Linked DNA regions of Homo sapiens: region 2 is linked to region 1. A link is a loop called in an ENCODE intact Hi-C map of the cell type or tissue named here. Cell type or tissue: psoas muscle. All regions are shown on one strand. Links, peaks and the distances in the headings refer to the core of each region. The heading gives the core; the rest is flanking DNA. Region 1 overlaps CLTC (clathrin heavy chain). Region 2 overlaps CLTC (clathrin heavy chain).

Region 1 (5,384 bases), core at 162-5,161:
GTTTTTCTTACTGCTTTTTTTCTGGGGATCTAACAAGGAATTGGAAACACAGGTTTTTGACTTTCCTTTTTCCTCCTCATTGTTTTCTGATAGTGTTTTCTTAAAGTCATCTTCCACCTGCCTCTGAAGTTGAGAAGTAGGAAGGAATCTGTTAGAATCACTTGGGGTTCAGTTAGTAGTGTCTGTGGTTTGCTTCCTTTTGTGGTTTTGAATTTAATTTCACTATTTGACTAACACTATTTTTACTCCGACTTCCTCAAACACTGTGGGACTTAAGCTGTGACAGGTGAAACTCAGTGCCTTAGATGAAGGCTTGGTAGAGACTTAGAAACATAGAATTCTTACAGGGTAGCTTAGGATTCTTACAGCATAACTTACTGCTTTTAGGTATATAGCTCTATGAACTTTATGAGCCCACTGGAATGTTTTCTCCAATTATCGGAAAGGATAATTATCAATTAAACTTAAGGAGTCTAAGGACCCTCTACTCAGAAAAATAGATGTGAGATCCTGTCTCAAAAGAAAAGTTAAAGTCAGGAAGAAGTTAAAATTAATGGTTTATAAGGCTTTACTATAACTAAATACATTATAAGTTACATACTTTAAAGCTAGTGTATTTGCCTTGCATTACAGCATATACTTGAGCTTGTAAAGCAGGTTAATCTACTTTATTACGATGTTTGTATTAATGGTTAGAGAGTTGTTTGACTTCTTGCCCCTATATTCAGTGACTGAGTTACTGTAACTACACTTTATAACTGAGTTATAACATTAATAACTTAATACCAGTAGTAATTGAGATAGAAGAGTGAAGAGAAAGTAAAATGTAGCCTTGTAGTCTTATGTTATATCTTATTCAGAGCCTGGCCTGGTTATGTTTAAGCACTATTAGCAGAAGAGTTTCAGAAGAGAATTTAAATAAAATACAGTTAACTTGGCTGGTTTAGTCCATAAGATAATAGTGACAGTGGTGGTGTTTGTGGAGGAAAACTGTATTGCTAGAGGACAAGGGTGACAGAAAGACTTGATTTTTTTTTTTCCATGCTTTTTCTTTTCTGGGGTGTGTGTGTGTGTGTGTGTGTGTGTGTGTGTGTGTATTTTGTACCATGCGAATTTATTATATTACCTTTGGAGGAAAGGGGGATAAAACTAGTCTGGCCAAGGCTAATAAAATAAAGCCTCCATGTAGCTTCTTTTAGTAGGACTTAATCTGTTACAACATAGTTAGTCACCCAGAGTATTAATAACCCACTATGGTAGAGATTTCTTCCTAGTAACAAGTGACTTTTGTTCTTACATACTTAATTGGTTTGCAAAGACCTACCATCTTTAGATCCACTATATTTGTTTAGCAGATACTTTAGTATTTTCTGAGTACACAAAGCAAATCTAATTCCATTATTTTCCTTGTTAAAATCCTTAAGTAGCTCCCTTCGCCTGTAGAATAAACTCAGGATTCTTACTGAGGTATGTTTAGCTTGTTGGTCTGGCCCTTGCTCATTTCTCTAACCTTAATTGTGTACTCCCTCAATCCTATAGTGTTACAAAAGTACTTGTAGTTCCCTTAGCCAACCACACTTTTACGTCTCTGTGCTTTACCACATGCTCTTTCTGTTGAGAATTCTCTCGCCTGCCTCCTTTGAACACATTGCTTTAGCTGTGTAGCCTTTGACAAGATCCCTCTTACATATCTTTGTTTTGGCACTTTTTGCACAGAATTAGAACTTGTTTGCTCTTGCTATTCAAGTTCCTTTATTTAGATCAAGAATTCTGTGACATTTTAGATCTTTTTATGCTTGTAACTTAATTTTTCAGCTTCTTGAAGCGTGAACAAATAACTGCTACATGTTAAGGGGGGTGAGAGAGGACTGGTCCAATAGTTCCAAGGTCTTAAAATAAATCAAGAAACTCAATTACCTCAAATCCCTTGAACCATGCATGCTACCTTGCAGATGTTGCTCTTTCCTTTAACTTCATCTGTATTTGTTCTGCCTCTTATTTGAAACAGTTGAATGGCATGTTTGTTTGAAGAAGAGAAGGTCCAATACTTGGCTATTAATAGTCTCTCTTTAATTAACATAATGTAGATGTTATTGTGACCTTGAAGCATTAATGTTAAGTGAGGATTTGTGTTGATGAGCATATATGAATGTCAAGTCTTTGGAATCCACTTGGTAACATGGTTTCTTATTATTTTTTCTAGCTCCAGAACCTGGGTATCAACCCAGCAAACATTGGCTTCAGTACCCTGACTATGGAGTCTGACAAATTCATCTGCATTAGAGAAAAAGTAGGAGAGCAGGCCCAGGTGGTAATCATTGATATGAATGACCCAAGTAATCCAATTCGAAGACCAATTTCAGCAGACAGCGCCATCATGAATCCAGCTAGCAAAGTAATTGCACTGAAAGGTATAAAAGAATGTGGGTTTTCCTTAAAACTCTTCCTATGTTTTTGTTTTTTTTTGTTTTTTTTTTGTTTGTTTGTTTGTTTTTGAGACGGAGTTTTACTCTTGTCACCCAGGCTGGAGTGCAATGGCACGATCTTGGCTCACTGCAATCTCCACCCCCCAGGTTCAAGCGATTCTCTTGCCTCAGCCTCCCGAGTTGCTGGAATTACAGGTGCCTGCCACCACAACCAGCTAGTTTTTTTGTATTTTTAGTAGAGATGGGGTTTCACTATGTTGGCCAGGCTGGTCTCGAACTCCTAACCTCATGATCCGCCTGCCTCGGCCTCCCAGAGTGCTGAGATTACAGGCGTGAGCCACCACGCCCAGCCAGCTCTTCCTATGTATTTATGCAAGTACAATAACTAGGGTTTACCTTTTTAAGTATATTGATTAAGTTTGGTTAAAGAAAATAGATCTGCTAATACCGAACTTGATTTAAACCACTTTAATTACTTTTACTTGGAATGTATCTGTGGAATGTCTTAACATATATCTACTTAGAATAATTTTAAGTTTTAGAATAAATGCATTTAAATTTTGTATCTGGTATAAAACTGTGCTAAACATATCTCTCTACAGAGGAAAGAAATTAGTGATTCATATTCTGGAATAGAACATACTTTACTAATATTAGCACCTAAACATTGCAGAATTTTGTTATGATGATAAACTTGCCTTTGATTCTGTGCTTTTTTTTTTATACTTCGGGCTTGTGTTTCACTTAGATTATTGGGTTCTAGAAATGGCTTGAATTTACAGTAATTGTTTAAAGTGTGTTTGTATTTAGGTGGATATTAAAGCTCTTGAGTGAAGGGTATTTGAGTTTATTCAGACTAACTTTTTAATTGTCCCAACAAGGGAACTGTGCAGCTTAAGTCTAAACAGAGTTCAAAGACTCTTAGACTGTCACGGAAGCTGTATTCCTTTGAACTTTAGAATGAGACTAATTGACCCTTTAAAACAGATGTTTTTAAGAGGGCTCGGTGACAAACTGACTCTTAAAAAGGCATTCGATTGCCTGCTTTGTTTTTCATTTTGATAGAAGAAAGAAGAGTTCAAGTTCGCAGTAATTTGTTGATAAATTTGTGACTAAGTTATTAGAGGTGCTGAACTTTGACTTTTCTTTACATGATTTAAACTTTGTATATAGTAATAATACTAGTTGGAGAGTGAATAGGGTTGGGTAGGACTAGGATATTCAAACAAATAAGTCACTATCACATATCTAAGATAGAAACTCATCTCATCTCGAGGAAAAATGGTCCAGCTTTCACATAGGACCAGATGTTTTGTGACAGTAAGTGTTTTACTTCTATTACTTCTATTTAGGGTATTAAGCTTCCTTCAGACTCTTTAAAGAATTTAAATTCAGGTCCTTAGCAATTCCCATGCCTCTCTATTAAAAGGCCATCATTTTAATTTTGCCAAAATTCTTTTCTATTTTTAATGTTATTGTTATCTTATCACATTTCTTAATGCTTTCTTATGTGTGCAGATGGTGAGTTATCTTAAATTAGATTGTATTAGTTATTGTCCTGTTCTATAAAAAGAATAAATTGAAAAGATTTTCGGAGCATTGTACAATAACATCATAGATTTGTCCCTATATGTCTGCACTATGGAGTCAAGCTGTCATCCCTTGTCCCCCTCCCCAAGACCACCCCACTTATGTATATATTCCAACCCCTAATAATCTGGGAGTTGAGGAAGGCAGCAAAGGAAAGTAAGTCATTCCAAAATACTGCTTCCCTCTGAAGCCAGTTTTGAACCCCTTGGCTTCTTTTTATAAACAGGACTGTAACTCTCACAATTTTTCAAGTCTGGTTGTGGTTTACATACTGTGTGGGATGGGAATAACATTCTTCATTTTATGAAAGAAATTTTTGCACATGTGTTACGGAGGGTTGTAGTACAAAGCTGTATGTTTTGCCCCCCTTCTTTGTCCCCCCAGCACCCGAATCTTAAAATTTTGGTCCTTCAGGAGCCAGATTCTCTGTGTCTCAGGAATGGTGTTTTTCTTAGTCTTTAAAGACTAATCTTGATAGCCTAGTGATAGTTGTAGGCTTTGGCCTCTATTAATTTATACCAAATCACATTTTGAACTGATGGATTTCAAACTACAAGTACAAGCCTTTGCATCTGACTCAGTGGACTCTTAACACTCAAGGCAAATTTCATCCTTTTTTAACTAAATGCTTGCTTTCTTAATTGGATGAAGCTTGCACTTTGTTCTTATCTCCAGTATATTAACAGCATCTGAAACTATCCTCTTCCTTTGTCTCCCTCTCCTTTCCTCCAGCACCTCTACCTTCCCTTTGTTATCTTAAGCCGGTTAAATGTAGCAGGCACTTCTCTTACGTGCTAGTGGCAACAAGACAGAATTGAAGCAGATCCTCTTTTTAAAAAGCAGTTTCCACAAGATTTATTTAGATGAGAGATGACTGCCTTTAAAAAAATACATTTTCTTTCCCCCATGTGTTTGTTATCAGAGTTGCTTTGTCTTGTGTACATGCAACTAAGTTTATGTGTAAAGTAAACATACTTAATTACAAGTATGAAGGTGACAGCTTTGTTTTCAATTATTGTTAAGAAAACTATTCATTAGGCTTATTTTCAGTTGGGATTTAGAATTCCATGGAAGTCATACTATCTGTTTAAAGTGTGTTTATTAGAGGTAATGTAGTTTTTGCTTAAAACGTAGATGTAGATTGTTTGCTTAGTCTTAGCTGTTACCTCTTTAATGGTTGCTGCTGTATCGATGCAACTCGTCTCGTAATAGAACTATTTTTGTTTGGAAGTGACAGAGCTAGTCTAGGTAGGTATTCATTCTAAACTTTACTCTTTTAATGATTTATAATTCTTGATTTTGTTTTTAGCTGGGAAAACTCTTCAGATTTTTAACATTGAAATGAAAAGTAAAATGAAGGCTCATACC
Region 2 (5,384 bases), core at 385-5,384, 50 kb after region 1:
ACTTGGGAGGCTGAGGCAGGAGAATTGCTTGAACCTGGGAGGCAAAGGCTGCAGTGAGCCAAAATTGCACCACTGCATTCCCTGGGCGACAGAGCGAGACTCCGTCTCAAAAAATAATAATAAACTGGTTTCCAATAATAATTTGTTTGCTGAAGACAGCTTTGGTTGTTAACCACAAAAAGCAAAGACATGAAGTCCTTTGTGTAGGAGAAATCTTGATCTAGGTTTACACTGTAGTGGGATGTTAAAAATACTTTTGTAGGGGTAGAGAGAGGTGTTACTTGTTTTCGCTCTCTAAGCCAAGTTCTCTACAGGTCATGTTTTCTGTATATGGCCAACAACTATTTAAACTTTATAAGAAAGAGTGTCAACATAGTATTTGATAGAGGGTGTATGTTCTAATGTATTTCATACCTAAAGAATGTCTGAATATGTCTTTTTTTTTCCCCCAAGATGGGGTCTCGTCTGTCACCCAGGCTGGAGTGCAGTGGCGTGATCTCGGCTCACTGCAACCTTTGCCTCCTGGGTTCAAGTGATTCTCCTGCCTCAACCTGCTGAGTAGCTGGGATTATAAGCATGCACCACCACGCCCGGCTAATTTTTTTTGTATTTTTAGTAGAGACGGGGTTTCACCATATCGGCCACGCTGGTGTCCAACTCCTGACCTAATGATCCACCCTCCTCGGCCTCCCACGGTGCTGGGATTACAGGCGTGAGCCACCGCGCCCGGCCCAAATGTGTCTTATTTTTAATTTAACTGCTGTCTCTAAATTAGTACTGGATCTTCTATAAATGAATTTGGTTTCATTGCCATTTAGACATGTTTAAATCAGAAATTTAAATGTAACTCTAAAAGTTATGTTAAAAACATGTCATTTAGACCAAGCATGGTGGCTCACACCTATAATCCCAGCACTTTGGGAGGGCAAGATGGGCTGATCACTTGTGGCCAGGAGTTCAATACCAGCCTGGCCAACGTGGCAAAACCCTGTCTCTACTAAAAATACAAAAATTAGCTGGACATGGTGGCGCACACCCATAATCCCAGCTACTCGGGAGGCTGAGGCACGAGAATCACTTGAACCCAGGAGGCAGAGGTTTCAGTGAGCCGAGATTACACAACTGCACTCCAGCCTAGGCAACAGAGCCAGATTCTTTTTTTTTTTTTTTTTTTTAAAAAGTCTTTTAAAAAATTCTTTTATTGTGCTGATTTTATTGTGTCATGAAGTGTAATATGCATGTAGGTATGTGTCAAGTATACAGAGTGTCAGGCATACGGTGTTCAGTCATAAGCAGTTCTGGCCTTTGGCCCTGCACTGTTTGTTGGCTTTTTAGGTAGGAACCTTCTTAGAGTAAGACTGTCATGCTAAAATTGTAGCAATCAAATGTGCCCCCCATACAACTCATTTGAGGTTGAGATTATGTTGCTAGAGTGGAGGAGATTGGAGTGTTCTAAATGCTAACAGTTTGTCCTGCCTCCTTGCCCCTGCCCCCTGCTCCTTTTTGTTTTCTTCTACTGTAGGTCAGCCCCAGTTGATGCTGACAGCAGGACCCAGTGTTGCCGTCCCTCCCCAGGCACCTTTTGGTTATGGTTATACCGCACCACCGTATGGACAGCCACAGCCTGGCTTTGGGTACAGCATGTGAGATGAAGCGCTGATCCTGTAGTCACCTATTTTCGTACTGAAACATCGTCTTTACCCACTTCTCAGTTTATAATGGGGGAAAACAGGCAACGTGTTCTTGTAACCTTTATTTCATGAAGGACTTCTTTTTGTTTCTAACTATAAACTTGGATCACCTATGTTAAAACCTTATTTCACATTCCACATCATTTTAGAATTTATTTTCGAAGGGGAATAGTTTCAATGTTTTATTCACTTGGGCTTTTTTTCTTCCCCCTCTTTCTTTAAAGAACTGCTCAATATTCAATCTGTTGTGAAGAACCTGATTTGCACTCTGTAGTGTTTAAAGAAACAAAGAAACTCTAATATTGAATCTCTTAAATTTAGTGTATGTAAACAGCTTACAAATACGTATTGTCTAAATGCATTTAAATCTGTTTTATTCAAAGAAAAGCTAAAGCAAAAACACTGGCATATGACCATGCAAGACTGTCAGTGCCAACAAAGACAACACTAATCAGCACATCGTACACTGGATTGCAGTGCTTCCCAGATTATTGAAAAATGTTACAGACAACTTGCCTGATTTTTAAATGAGCGTAAAAGGCCCTCTAACCTATGCAGGTTTCCCCATTATGCATATAGAAAATGCTAGTATGTTTTGCTCACTTCATATGTAACAGGTGCCCTTATGTTGTGCTGTATCCTGTGCTTTTTCTGTGGGACCATTCCATTCAGGAGCAAAGAGCACCATGATTCCAATCTTGTGTGTGTTTACTAACCCTTCCCTGAGGTTTGTGTATGTTGGATATTGTGGTGTTTTAGATCACTGAGTGTACAGAAGAGAGAAATTCAAACAAAATATTGCTGTTCTTCAGTTTTGTTTGTGGAATTTGAAATTACTCAAATTTAAAATAAATTACTGGACTGTGGAAATAACATAGAATTGAAGTTTTAATTAAATACCACTCAAACGAAAAGAACAGTAGTTTTTGTAGTTTTATATTGGATACTGAGGCATTAGGGAGGCATGAAAGGAAGAGGAATGAGGATTGAGACATGTGAAGACATTGTGCATTATATCAATGTGCATTCCTGTAGTTCATTAACAAGGTACATGCAATAGTCTAAAGAACCAGAGTCACTACTATAGTGGCTTAACATTTAATCTGTCTCCAATATTTTAACCAAGTGACACCGAGGTTTTTATCGAAGCATTTCACTTAAATGAACAAATCATGGCTGTTATATTAACTTGAAATAAAATATATTTAAACATGTAGTTAACATGCTCTTTCTCATCATGAATTATAAAGGTGCCCAAATTATGGGTATCTTGATTTTTTTCAAAAATTGGTTGTGTGAATCCAGCTCTTGCTTATGGCTGAGAATGTTCCTAAAGTTCATTTCACTATCCCTTAATCCTCAATAGCTACACATACCCCCTTGCCTAGTTAGTCTTGCACTGCTTTACAACTCTCTTAGGCAAATTACCTAACATAAGCTCCACAGAAGAGTTTTTTAAAACTTAAAATCCCTGTCCCACCAGGTGTGGTGGCTCATGCCTGTAATCCCAGCACTTTGGGAGGCTGAGGCAGGCGGATTGCTTGAGGCCAGGAGTTCGAGACAAGCCTGACCAACATGGTGACTCCATCTCTACTAAAAATAAAAAATCAGCCAGGTGTGATGGTGGATGCCTATAAGATCCTAGCTGCTACTCAGGAGGCAGGAGGCTGAGGCATGAGAATCACTTGAACCTGTGAGGCAAAGGTTGTAGTGAGCCAAGATCACGTCACTGCACTCCATCCTGGGTGACAGAATGAGACTCTTGTCTCAAAAAACAAAAAAACCTATTTAGTTTCATCCAGGACATTAAGTGAAAGTGTTTAATGTGAGTGCAGGTCAGTGAAGAATACAATGGTGCCCCTGCTTTGATTTGTGGGAGGTGCCATCAGTTTTCCCCACCACTGCTTTTGCACCCTCAGTGCAAATATCAACACAGAGAAAAAAAAAATAATAATAGTATTATGAAAACATTGACTCTGTGGAGACCCTGTGGGTTCTGCAGAGTATACTTTGAAAACTATAAGATTATGAGTTCTATAAAATACCAAGTACAGATGAACTAGAAAACAAGCATATATCCACAATTACCAGAATTTTCATAGTATTCCTTTTAGTAGATATGCCATGACAGTTACTTAGCCACCCCATGCCATCCTGTTGGGAATGCCACTACCTTTGAATTTGGAGCCATCAGTCTATCTGAGGCAAACCTCAGAAATTACCTGAGCCAGAATCATGCACTTAGCACTGAGTTCAACTCAGTCTTAACGTTGCATTTTGTTGCATCACTTTTGCAGCCAGTAAACATTCTGTTTAGAAATAGTTGCTATTGTGGCATCATTCACAGTTGCAATTTTTCTCCTGTGCTGTCATATGCCTGTGCGAAGTGTATTAAATGAATCAAATATTAGAAATTTCAAGGCTGTCTTTAGTGTTCTGCCCACAATACTCCACCAATGACCTTAGACCTTGAGATGGTGCTATAACGCTGCTTATATTGCAGTTAACCATAGAGAGGTGGAGCCACTTAAAATGGGCCTATTACCAAAATTCTCCCTGGCATCATTACAGTTCTTGGGGATACACTGATTTTAGAAATTACTGTCAGTATCCTCCTAAAAGAAGGCTTAAATAGTTTCTAACAAGATGACTATCAGGAAGCTATGTGGCTTGGGGAGTTGGGACCCTCTGCCTCATATTCTGGGTAACTGGTATAACATAGTAATTATTAGGATTGTATCAAGTGTATCTAAAGATCAAAAGGGAAAAAAGGCACCCTTAATTGTCAAAGTTAGTTCTAGGAAAAAATACTAGCAGGGATGACAAACTACGTTCACTTTACAGTTACCATAAATTCTTACTTGGGCCCACCCATTTCCATCTGTTAAGGTCCATAAGGTTACTCAAGTTTCAGTGGCTTCATTGTTACAAGAAAGGGGGGAAGTGAGAAACTTTAATAGGCTGTGATTTAGAACCACTGCTGATTAACCTTTGGCCAGTATGGGTCAGGGAAGGTGAACATGAAACACTGCACAGTAGGTTGTATCAATGCTATAAAACTCAACCTGGAGACAAAATTTAAACAGGTTATAAACCATGGGACTCCATTGAGGGTGGCTGTATCAGTCACCCAAAAAGTGACAGCAGGGGAACAAACTGCAGCTTGCCTCTAGTGGGAATACCCTTGAACCTCGACCTCCAGGGGGACAGCAGCATAGTCTTGGGGAAGGGCTACCAACACAAAGGGACCTAACCATGTATAGGGAAATGCTGTTTCCTCCATTTTAATCCAATTGTATCATGACCTGTTTCTCTCATCTTAAATATCTGTTTCAGCCTCTCACTTGAACCACCAAGACCATTTAACCAACAGTACTGTTTTTAAGCCCAAGATGACAACTGCCAACCATAGAACATGGGAATAGGTTTTATTTTCATCTCAAGAACATTTAAGTTGGGTGAAGAAATTCAGCTTTTGTTGTTAGAATCTGACAGGCTTCAAACACTTGTGATGGAGGGGTTGTTGTCATATCAAAGTCCACCTAGTAAAGTTTTAGGTGACCAGTGACTTTGTCAATTAGGTCTGCTGGTCCTGGCCCAATCCCTAGGACAGTTTGAGAGCCTGGTGCAATCTGAGTACGTCCAGCATCTTGAATTAAACTTACAGTCAGTCCCAGCATTTTTGCATGGGCC

Evidence for each region. A loop is a pair of places that touch in the nucleus more often than their neighbours do. Peaks named below come from ENCODE experiments on the same cell type or tissue, not always from the same donor. Only the 100,000 strongest peaks of a DNase experiment are listed, where the experiment ranks them.
Region 2: a loop joins it to region 1, with 2.2 times the contacts of the local background. A loop is called at or near these places in 12 of 110 quality-filtered maps.

The regions. Positions count from the first base shown.
Region 1 is chr17:59,642,073-59,647,456 of GRCh38, forward strand. It overlaps CLTC (clathrin heavy chain), which reads left to right. Exons shown (of 32, transcript NM_004859.4): 2 at 2,204-2,411; 3 at 5,326-5,384. Among named protein-coding and RNA genes, the nearest start is that of CLTC, 25 kb to the left of the region's middle. RefSeq lists a silencer at 190-269. In psoas muscle, for the core only: no CTCF peak of the experiment used is centred there; no DNase peak of the experiment used is centred there; H3K4me3 peaks cover 830 bases; H3K27ac peaks cover 2,188 bases.
Region 2 is chr17:59,692,206-59,697,589 of GRCh38, forward strand. It overlaps CLTC (clathrin heavy chain), which reads left to right. Exons shown (of 32, transcript NM_004859.4): 32 at 1,523-4,751. The coding sequence ends at 1,647. PTRH2 (peptidyl-tRNA hydrolase 2) reads right to left here. Exons shown (of 2, transcript NM_016077.5): 2 at 5,103-5,384. The coding sequence ends at 5,234. Among named protein-coding and RNA genes, the nearest start is that of PTRH2, 13 kb to the right of the region's middle. RefSeq lists an enhancer at 4,497-4,546. In psoas muscle, for the core only: no CTCF peak of the experiment used is centred there; no DNase peak of the experiment used is centred there.